Regions from separate parts of the Homo sapiens genome. Here region 2 is linked to region 1. Evidence: chromatin contacts called from ENCODE Hi-C or POLR2A ChIA-PET data. All regions are on one chromosome and are shown on one strand. Each heading gives the region's core, a stretch centred on a gene start or an enhancer-like site at or near the end of the contact. The rest is flanking DNA. Distances are from core to core; before and after follow the strand shown. Region 1 holds the start of CCDC73 (coiled-coil domain containing 73). Region 2 has its middle 55 kb from the start of EIF3M.

Region 1 (5,566 bases), core at 2,107-4,606:
TACATGATTATTTCCCAAAGTATGTTCTAAGGGGCACAAGGCCCACAAGATACATTTCTAAAAACAGGTTCCACAGTCAAATAAATCTGGGAAATCCCATACACTAACTCCCCATTTCAGAGATAAGCAGTCCCATTAGCTTTGTTGGAGCCTGTTTAACTTTAATCCGTATTTCCCAAGTTTACCTTGATCTTGAAACACTTTTTTTCATAATTCATAAGACAAGCTAATATTCTGGGGAACATGTATTCCAAAGAACATACTTTGGAAAATTCTAATCTACAAAATTGTTATATGTTCTTCCTTCACTAGTGGCCTAAACTGATTGTAAAGAATAATTTCCCAATTAAAAAAACACTGTTCTCAGCCAGGCGTGGTGGCTAATGCCTGCAATCCCAGGACTTTGGGAGGCCGAGGCAGTGCAATTGCTCGAGCTCAGGAGCTCAAGACCTCAAGACCAGACTCAGCAACATGGTGAAACCCCATCTCTACCAAAAAACAAAATCAAAAAGTATCCAGTTGCGGTAGTGTGCTCCTGTAGTCCCAACTATTCAGGAGGCTGAGGTGAGGGATCACTTGAGCCCAGGAGGTGGAGGCTGCAGTGAGCCAAGATCACGCCACTGTACTACAGCCTGGGCAACAGAGCCAGACCCTGTCTCAAAAAAAAAAACCACACACACACACATACACACACACACACACACACACACACACAATCCCCACCACTGTTCTCATTCAACTGTTACCAGGACTGATAAAAGAACATAATCCATCAACAAAGACATTTACCATTGAATCGATGACTTCTTTCAACTATAGCTCTAACACAATTTCCCAAAGTGTGTTCCATTAATAAGCACAGCACAAAAAAATAGGACCCCACGGTCTAGTGCAGTAAAACTGTAGACTGTGACTCATTCATGAGTCAAAAAATCAATGTAATGGGTCTTGACCAGAATTTTTTTTTTAATGAAAGGCTAGACTAGTAAAAAATAAAATAAAAAACATAAGTGTACACTGCTTATGGTAAAGGTAAGTATTGACTCATGTGTAAGTATTTACTCATATGGTAAAGCTAAGCATTGACTAATGTCGGCTGTAATCAGAGAAGTTTAAGAATGCTGTGAGTTCAAAAAAAGTTAGGTTAAACAAGTTCCTTCACTGCAGGACATTTTAGAGTCCTTAAATGAATTCCAAGAGTATTTTTGGCCACAGAAACCTTTTTTTATTGAAGCATCTCACAGGACTAGTGCTCCCTGGAACACAATTTAGGAAATACTGTCTTTTGGAAACGGTGTACCTCCAACTGTCTTGAGGTACACTATATAAATAACAGTGCCCAATTTTCACCTCCTTCAGAAAACTCAGTCAGATTTCTCATCTTAACTATAGCATCCTTCACAATTTGATCAAACTTGCAATAACTTTAATTTGGTTAGCATGAAGTAGTGGTTAAGCATCTGGGTTTCAATTCTAGCTCCACCACTTGTCGGCTGTGTAATCAGCCTTGCATTGTTATTTAATCTCTTTCCCATGGTTTTCCCATGAAGTGTAAGGAGAATACTGGGAATACCTACGGTACAGGGTTTGGGGTTTGTTTTTTTAGGATTAAATGAGATAACTTCCAGCCCCTGGCGTGTAATAAGCATTCCACATATGATATCTATTACTATTAGAATAACACTATCACCGCACCTGTACAGTTATTACGGGATACACGGCCAGAGCGAAAGAAACTAAAAACCCTATGCTGCCGCCTGGTGGACACTCGGAATTTAAAAATCTGTCATTCGCTTCCTTCCTGACACTACGATATGAAGCCGTATGGAAATTAAAACGTTTTCTCAAGCTGCATTAACACACTTTATAAATCATCAAAGTGGGGAATCTAATTTTCCAAAACTTAACAACTACCCCCAAGGCAACCCTGAAACCAGGGAGAGTTGTAAAGACTCAAATTGGCCGAAGAAATGGCTGAGAGAAGACACCAGTGAAGGACTACAGAGGAAACTCCATCCACAGCGTATTTGCTGATTCTCAGGTTGGGATATTTCAGTATAGATTTTTTCTTCAAGGTATAAAACAAAGAGAGCCATAGGAATTTATCACAACTAAAGCAAAATAACCAATAATCATCAATTCGAGGATCTCAATATAAGCAGAAGACTCCGTGGAATCTTCACATTTTCTTTCTAAAAGAAGTGCACTGATCATAAAGGTTCCCATAAATGACTTAAGGGTTGTCACTTATTTTCAGCAGCAAAGTGAAGTGGAAGATTGCAGCAATGACATGAATAATTTATTTTATTTTATTTTATTTTTTTAGACAGAGTCTCGCTCTGTTGCCCAGGCTGGAGTGCAGTGGAGTGATCTAGGCTCACTGCAACCTCCGCCTCCCGGGTTCAAGCAATTCTCCTGCCTCAGCCTCCTGAGTAGCTGGGACTACAGGTGCCCGCCACCACGCCCGGCTAATTTTTGTATTTTTAGTAGAGACGGGGTTTCACCATGTTGACCAGGCTGGTCTCAAACTCCTGACCTCAGGTGATCCGCCCGCCTCGGCCTCCCAAAGTGCTGGGACTACAGATGTGAGCCACCGCCCCGACCAAATAATTTATATCTAGAATTCAGCATTATCAGGATTAGCAGGGCAGTCATTTCATTCCCAGTGAGATTCCATTTAAATTTGCTCGTGCAAGGCAGTTTGGGAGAAACAAAATCACCAGCAGAATGAAGAAAAAATAGAGAAATGTCCCTGGGAATTTACACACTTCTGCAACTGCGCTAGAACTTTCGCACTATACTTAAAACATTCTGCAAAAAGTAACGTTCACCAAAGAAAAAGTCGAGATTCACCAATAACAGTTCCAAATGTTGCTAACTCTGAGCGGTCAGAGTTGTTTGAAAATTTTCAGAAGAACAATCGACATGATTGCATTGCATTCATAAGGCAAATATGAGGTTTAAAACAAAAACCACCACCACGCAAGGCACATGTACAGAAGGCGCTTCTCCACGATGAACAGACGAGACCCTCATGACTCACCCGCAGTCTCAATCCTGCCCAAGCAGAGATCCAGATGGATGCCTCAGTGTGGCTGCTTCTCCTGGGTCGGGAGCGTGGAAGATTCTAGACACAGCCCAGCAGTCAGGAGGCTCCAGGCCAAAGCAGCCCCTTGGCAACCAGAGCAAGGAAGGGTAGGTTACGCAGCTGGAGGTGCAGGGCAAACCCGTAAGTGGACCCTGCATGAAAAGATTAGGGCTGCTTCCTAAACAGCCCAACTACACGCTTGTGACTGCTCCGACTTACCTCAGCGAAGCGCGCCTCTAGCTCCTGTTGGCCCTTCCGGTTCACCTTTTCCCGCCCTAGGGCACTTCCGGCTTGAAGGTCATTAGCCTAAGATACGTGGGTAATCTTGAGCATCTGGGGCAAAATATGATTGATTTTATTTTCTTTTTAAATACAAGCTTCGGAAAAGATACCTGGATATTTGATGTTTTTCCTTAAGTACAACATGTATTGGCTTATATATTCTTTTTTGTTTTTGTTTGTTTTCGGTTTGTTTTTGGTTTTTTTTTTGAGACGGAGTCTCGCTCTGTCGCCCAGGCTGGAGTGGAGTGGCGCGATCTCGGCTCACTGCAAGCTCCACCTCCCAGGTTTATGCCATTCTCCTGCCTCAGCCTCCCGATATATTCGTTTTTTAAAAAAAAAGTCTTTGGAAAGATGAAAGAAAAATGAGTAAGTATTACCTGTGGGGAGCAATGGGAAGTGTGTGGATGGGAACGGGAGAGAGAGGGAGACTTCACTGAATAGCTTTTTATACTTTTTGATGTTTGCTTCATGTGAATGTGTTACTAATTCAAAAAATAAATGTTAGCCGGGTGTGAGGGTTCACTGGCTCATGCCTGTAACCCCAACAATTTGGGAGGCTGAGGTGGGAGGATTGCTTCAGGTCAGGAGTTCGATACCAGCCTAGGCAACATGGTGAGACCCCCGTCTCTACCCAAAAATACAAAAATCAGCCGGGCATGGTGGCGTGCGGCTGTAATCCCAGCTACTTGGGAGGCTGAGGCAAGAGGATAGATTGAGCCTGGGAGGTCAAGGCTGCAGTGACCCAAGACTGCACCACTGCACTCCAGCCTAGGCAATGGAGCAAAACCCTGTCAAAAAAAAAAAGAAAAGAAAAGTTGCTTAATTTTTAAAGTGAAATAGAAAAAAAACTGCAGTTCTAATTATACTGATAATCACACCTATTTTAAGCACCTAACTAATGCTATGTTTCAGTATGTTATGTTGAATAGTCATTCAATAAGAATGTAATATGTTTCAGGCCTACATTGTTTTTGCATGCTACCAAAATGTAAAAGAAGTGGTTCCTGCCCTCAAATTTTTTTTTTTTTTTTGAGAAAAAGTCTCATTCTTGTCCCCCAGGCTGGAGTGCAATGGCACGATCTCAGCTCACTGCAACCTCCGCCTCCCGGGTTCAAGCGATTCTCCTGCCTCAGCCTCCCGAGTAGCTGGGATTACAGGCGCCTGCCACCACACCTGGCTAATTTTTGTATTTTTAGTAGAGACGGGGTTTCACCATGTTGGCCAGGCTGGTCTTGAACTCCTGACCTCAGGTGATCTGCCCGCCTTGGCCTCCCAAAGTACTGGGATTACAGGCATGAGCCACCGCAGCCGGCCCCCCGCCCTCAAATTTTTAACCACGTTTTCCAGTAAAAATCTGTCTGGAATTCTTTTTACTCCTTCCCTTTCTCCAAGCGTTTGCCCAGATGTCACCTTTTTAGGGAAAGCATTCCTAACTACCCCATAGTAACACCCATGCACATCCCCTACTTTGACCCCACCTTGTTTTATTCTCTGTAGCACAATCACCATCTCGTCTGGTATATTTATTAACTGTATCCTAGGACACAAGCTTCGTGAAAACAGAGATGAATTTTGTTCACTTGCTTACCAGAATCTAGCACAATGCCTGGCATGTAAATGCCAAATAAATTCATATGAATGAATAAATGGACTATGACCTTTCAATTTGGTATTTACCAACCATAACAGCTATACTCTAATAATAACTAATATTTACGATAATTTACTATGTGCCAGACAATGAGCTAAGTGTTTTTACATACATCATCTCATCTTAGTCTCCACAACAATCCTATTACTATGCACTTTTTGCCTATTAGAAAACTAAGGTGTAGAGAGGCTAATGAGTTGAATGTAATCACCTCTGAATGCCCTCCTAACCCCATGCAATTTCCCCAATGATCAGTGCTATGGTTTGAATGTTTTTGTCCTGTCCACGATTCATGTTGAAACTTAATCTCCAAAGCAAGTGTGTTATGAGGTGTGGCCTTTAGGAGACGATTGAGTCATGAGGGGAGAATAGGATGTGATGCCCTTATAAAGGGGTTTTTCGGCCAGCTGTGGTGGCTCATGCCTGTAATCCCAATACTTTGGGAGGCCAAGGTGAGTGGACCACTTGAGGTTGGGAATTTGAGACCAGCCTGGCCAACATAGAGAAACCCCGTCTCTACAAAAAATACAAAAATGAGCCGGGCA
Region 2 (5,309 bases), core at 161-2,660, 270 kb before region 1:
TAGCTGAGCATGGTGGTGGGCACCTGTAATCCTAGCTACTAGGGAGGCTGAGGCAGGAGAATTGCTTGAACCCGGGAGGTGGAGGTTGCACTCCAGCCTGGGTGACAGGGCGGGACTCTGTCTCAAATAAAAATAAAAATAAAAAACATTTTGCTGAATGAAAGAAGTCAAATATTGAAGAGTAACACCCTGTGATTCTATGTATATGAAATTCTACTTTATCGCAATGGAAAACAGTTTCCCTGGGGCTGGAAAGTGGGATGGATTGTGGGGATTGACTGTGACAGACACCAGGAGGTTTTGGGGGTGACAGAAATGTATTATATCTTGATTGTACTGGTGGGTACACTACAGTGTGCATAAGTGTCAAGACTCAGAACTACACACCTAAAATAATGCACTTAATTAAATGTCAATTATGCTTCAATAAAGTTGAATTTTTTAAAAAGCACTCTTGAGTCTCTTTTTCTTTTTATTCTCCCTTGCTGCCAGAGACATGCATGTGGTTCGTGTTCATGTGTTGTAAAGGTGTTCTGAAGAGACTGAGTGTCAGAGTCGCCACATCCTATAATAACCCACATCCTTCTGGGAAAGATCAGATGGGTCTGTTTGGAAGTCAGTGCTGTTTTCCATCACCAAGGGGACTGCTGCGGAATGCCGCCCCCAAAGTTCATTATCTCAGCACTTAATGTTTTGTTTTTGTTTTTTCAAAATACAGAAAAGTAATTAGAAGACATGATGAGCAATAACCTCTGTGCCAAATTACCTTGTTTTAATTTGATGATGCTTTTGAATTGTTCAAGCTCAAATAATTAATTTTATAACTGTCAGGTCTTGATAGAATTTTTTTTTTTGGAATGTGCGTGCCAAGAATCATAAGGAATGTTTTTCACAGTAAAATCTTAACCTCCTAAGACACACAATGACCACCAGACCACTGATCTGCTTCAAATATTTGAAAGATAATAAGCCACAAGTTCACAGGAGGAAATTATTGCCTGGCCAACCTCTAGCAGTTGAGGTTTGACGATTTCTTTAGTGACATTTATAAAAGCGCATTGTTTTAATCAGACCATAAGAAGACTGAATCAGGTTTCAGATTCACTCGGGGTTGATAATTGAGCTCATTCCTGAAAGGCCTCAGGAGCACTAAAGCACTGAAGTGAAACCATGGAAATTAGGGATTTGAATAGGAGAATCGTGAACTTTGGTAAAGAAAACATTCCCCATGGAGAGTGCTGATGGAACAAACTTTGCCAAAACCTATTAATAAGATTAATGAAGATAAAATTAGGGAAAACACCATGAATCTTGTTGTCTATGGGAGGAAAGAAGAGAAAGGGGGAAAAAATCAGGCTCATTTACACCCTTGACTATGTCATCATGAGCCCACAAGGAGGGGCCCGACACCATCTTCCTTTTTGCAGAGAGAATGCAATGTCCAGTTCTTTCTTCTGCTGCTGCTAGGATTTGCCTTTGGCATAGTTGGCCTGTCTAAATGAAACCGGAACAAAGTTCCAGGCCATCTTTTACAAATGTTTGTTCTCCACAAGGGCAGGGGAACTTCCTAAGTGGGTAAGCTGGCTGAAGACCTGAGCCGAGCTTAGAAAAGAGGAGCCAGGCCTGTCCTTGAACTCGCAGAGCTGAGCAGAGCAGCACACACATGGTCCACCCTGGCTTGGAGCCCCGAAGTGGAGCCCAGCCCAAAACTTCTCTGGAAAGGTTATGGTGCATTCGAAGCACAGGCCTCACATCTACCTCTAAGTCTTGGCCATTATTGGTAAAGGCAAGTAGGGGGCAAGCCTTTTTAAATCATGTTTTTACTGATACAACCTTAGAGGATGGCCTCACAACCCCTAGACACTGCTATTAACTGAAAGAGTGGCCAAGTTTTAATCTCACCTAGAAGACAGCTGACAACCACCAGGGCATCTCATGAAAAATGGATCTGTTAAGCCACATGCAATCCATTACACTTTCAGACTATTCATCTATTCTATTTCTTTCTTTTCTTTTTTTTTTTTTTGCTGAGACGGAGTTTTGCTCTGTCACCCAGGCTGGAGTGCAGTGGCGCAATCTCAGCTCACTGCAACCTCCGCCTCCCGGGTTCAAGCGATTCTCATGCCTCAGCCTCCCTAGTAGCTGGGATTACAGGCACGCAGCCACCACGCTCGGCTAATTTTTGGATTTTTAGTAGATATGGGGTTCCGCCATGTTGGCCAGGCTGTTCTCGAACTCCTGACCTCAAGTGATCCATCCACCTTGGCCTCCCAAAGTTCTGGGGTTACAGGTGTGAGCCACTGCACCCGGCCTACTGGCCTTTTTCTATTTTTTTTTATGCATATAAGGCATATTTGCACCATTGGGCCTTTGCACATGCTGTTCCCTCTGCAGACAATTCCTTTGCATTGGGTCTTCAAATGTCACCCCCTCAACCACCCCATGGCTTTGAGGCCACATACAAATGGAGGGAAAGGATAAGTTCATATTTTGGTATTGGTTCCATGCCCAAAATTTGATTATTCCTAAGGATGGATAAGTTGATGTTAGATAAGGAAAAAAACAGTCCTACTTGTAATAGTCTATCCCATTGCTAGATCATTTTATTCTAATATGGGATTCAGAAATCTTAGGCATATTACTTCAAAAATCATAAGATCATTATTATCTACAGAGGTGATAAAAATCACAGAGTTGAATAGATGTCTTTTATAGAGTCAGTGAGAATTGACTGAGAAGTCTCTGCTCTTTTATTCAGAGCCTTTATCTAAATAGATCGCTATCATGGTTTCTAGCAGTGGATGCCTGCGTGACCAACCAAGACCTCTTGAACCAATGGACTGAACTTTTGTCAGTTTTCACATCAGGGGTAAGAATGGCTTAATGTTAAAAGCACCTCAGCAAGATGCTTTAATACTCTTTTCCTTGATTTATATTTTTAATGTTCTCACTTCTTTAAGAACTTGCGAATATTTGGCTTTGATAACTCTGCACTGCCAAACCTACCAATTTCTTGGTGGGCCAAGGATGACCATGTTTTACTGATTCTATGTTTTCAATCATTAAAGTATTCTGTCGCTGACCACATTCTGTTTTCTGTTTTTTTCTAGTCATCTTAACTAATTCAGAAAAAGCTAAGTTTAAGTGGCCTTTGCTGGCTGGCTGGTCCTGGAGCCACTTCCCTGGCTCCTCCAAATCATCAATCCTGTCCTTTGCTGTGTCACCAAGCACAACTAAGCAGCCTCTGGGGGATGTGGACAAGTCTCCTTAGACAGGGTGGCCTATCCCAGGTTGGATCCAACCCAGAAATGTCCAGTAGAGGCTCAGCCAAGTTGAGGATGGAGCAGAAGCAATGTTAGACCGGGTGGTCTGAGGGTGTGACATTTGAAGACCCAAAGCAAAGTAATTATCTGCAGAGGGAACAGCATGTGCAAAGGCCTTACAGTGCAAATATGCCTCATATACAAAAATAAAAAATTGAAAAAGGCCAGTGGGCTGTGCACAGTGGCTCACGTCCTATAACTTCAGCACTTTGGGAGGCTGAGGCAGCGGATCATTTGAGATCAGGAGCTGGAGACCAGTCTGGCCAATGTGGCAAAACCCTGTCTCTACTAAAAATACAAAAGATTAGCTAGGTGTGGTGGCATGCACCTGTAATCTCAGCTACTCGGGAGGTTGAGGCAGGAAAATTACTTGAACCCGGGAGACAGAGGTTGCAGTGAGCTGAGATTGCACCACTGCACTCCAGCCTGGGCAACAGAGTGAGACTCCATCAAAAAAAGAAAGAAAGAAGGAAAGAAAGAAGGAAAGAAGGGAAGGAAGGAAGGAAGGAAGGAAGGAAGGAAGGAAGGAAGGAAGGAAGGAAGGAGCCAGTGAGACTGGTATATGGTGAGTAGAGGTCACATGGATGAATCAATCTAAATACATTCTAATACTCTTAATAATAATAATACAGTCTTGATACAGATGACAGCACCGGCAATAACAGAACTGAAAATTTTGCACTCAGGTTGGGACTCCCCAAGACAGTGACTGGGTCAAAATCCTATTTCTGGACTTCCTGGATTGACTAATCTTTAACTGGTGGTTGTTAAAACAAGGTTTCTCTATCATGGCCTCACTTCTGCGTAGTCCCGTCGCATTCTAATACTTGCCTCCCTTTTTCCACCCTGGCCACTTCGGGCTTCCAGCATCCCTACAACGTTCACAGTTCCAGAACCACTCAGGACATCTTGTATCTCTCTCTTGACCTGCCAGAGCTTCTTATGGCCTAGCAAGTCATTTTCCTGATTATTACCTCTCCTTATCCCTAATATCTAGTAGTTTCTACCCATTGTTCATTTTCCACTTCTTTGGTTTTTTCCCCCTAGCTCCACACCTCTGGAGCGACATAAATACTCTACCTGGCCCAGCCTGCTTCCAGATATGCTGCTCTACACCTGATGGAGAGCTCGTGCCTAGAGCTCACTACCCAACCCTTAGGACCAGAAAGATGGCAAGACACTTAGGGAACCAGTAATGGCTTATAAGCATGTCAGAATCAGGATAAAGAATTTGGGCTACAAGGCCGGGCGCGGTGACTCACGCCTGTAATCCCAGCACTTTGGGAGTCCGAGGTGGGCGGATCACAAGGTCAGGAGACCGAGACCATCCTGGCTAACACTGTGAAACCCCGTCTCTACTAAAAATACAAAAAAATTAGCCGGGCTTGGTGGCAGGCGCCTGTAGTCCCAGCTACTTGGGAGGCTGAGGCAGGAGAATGGCGTGAACCCGGGAGGCGGAGCTTACACTGAGCCGAGATCGCGCCACTGCACTCCAGCCTGGGCGACAGAGCGAGACTCCATCTCAAAAAAAAAAAAAAAAAAAGAATTTGGGCTGCAATATCCAAATAGATTCTCAGAAACAACCTGCACAATATTTGCTGACAAGTGAATACCAGCCACCTCTACAGCAAAACTTTATTCAGCTCAATCAACTTCTCTAAACTCAGCACCTCCTTATTTTCTGAACCACTCAATTCAATATTGTGTTATTTATAAAGTTTTGCATTTTTTGTCTGTGAATATTTTCATATTAGTCCTGAAAAGATTTAAAGTTCTCGAAGAGCAAGAATGGTGTGCTGCATTTTATTTGTAAATTCTGTAAGTTTCACAAGAGTGTTGCACACATATACAGTTAGTGCCTGACAAACACTGGCTGATGGATATTTCATTGTTTTAATTCAGCTTTAAGTTTTTGGCAGTAGAGCAGAGTTTATGCAAAGTGTAAGCCTCATTGGTAGATTCGTGTCACTGGAGCTAAATGCTACC

The links. Hi-C counts contacts between places; a loop is a spot of excess contacts on that map. ChIA-PET counts read pairs that join two places held with the same protein, here RNA polymerase II (POLR2A). Pooled maps may share reads with other maps.
Region 2: a map of IMR-90 shows a loop between it and region 1 (5-fold over the local background). The contact joins the enhancer-like site here to the promoter of CCDC73 in region 1. A Hi-C loop is called at or near these places in 1 of 168 maps with a recorded cell type or tissue (IMR-90) and 3 of 50 pooled maps. POLR2A ChIA-PET finds 5 or more read pairs at or near these places in 2 of 52 experiments (A549 and activated CD4-positive, alpha-beta T cell).

The regions. Positions count from the first base shown.
Region 1 is chr11:32,791,306-32,796,871 of GRCh38, forward strand. It overlaps CCDC73 (coiled-coil domain containing 73), which reads right to left and starts at 3,357. Exons shown (of 18, transcript NM_001008391.4): 1 at 3,308-3,357. RefSeq lists silencers at 1,673-1,722, 1,733-1,852.
Region 2 is chr11:32,526,326-32,531,634 of GRCh38, forward strand. No RefSeq gene overlaps it. Among named protein-coding and RNA genes, the nearest start is that of EIF3M, 55 kb to the right of the region's middle. RefSeq lists an enhancer at 4,151-4,210 and a silencer at 4,404-4,604. Within about 2 kb of position 1,411, at least 2 of the 41 ENCODE cell types and tissues checked have a DNase peak (open chromatin) inside an H3K27ac peak, as active enhancers do.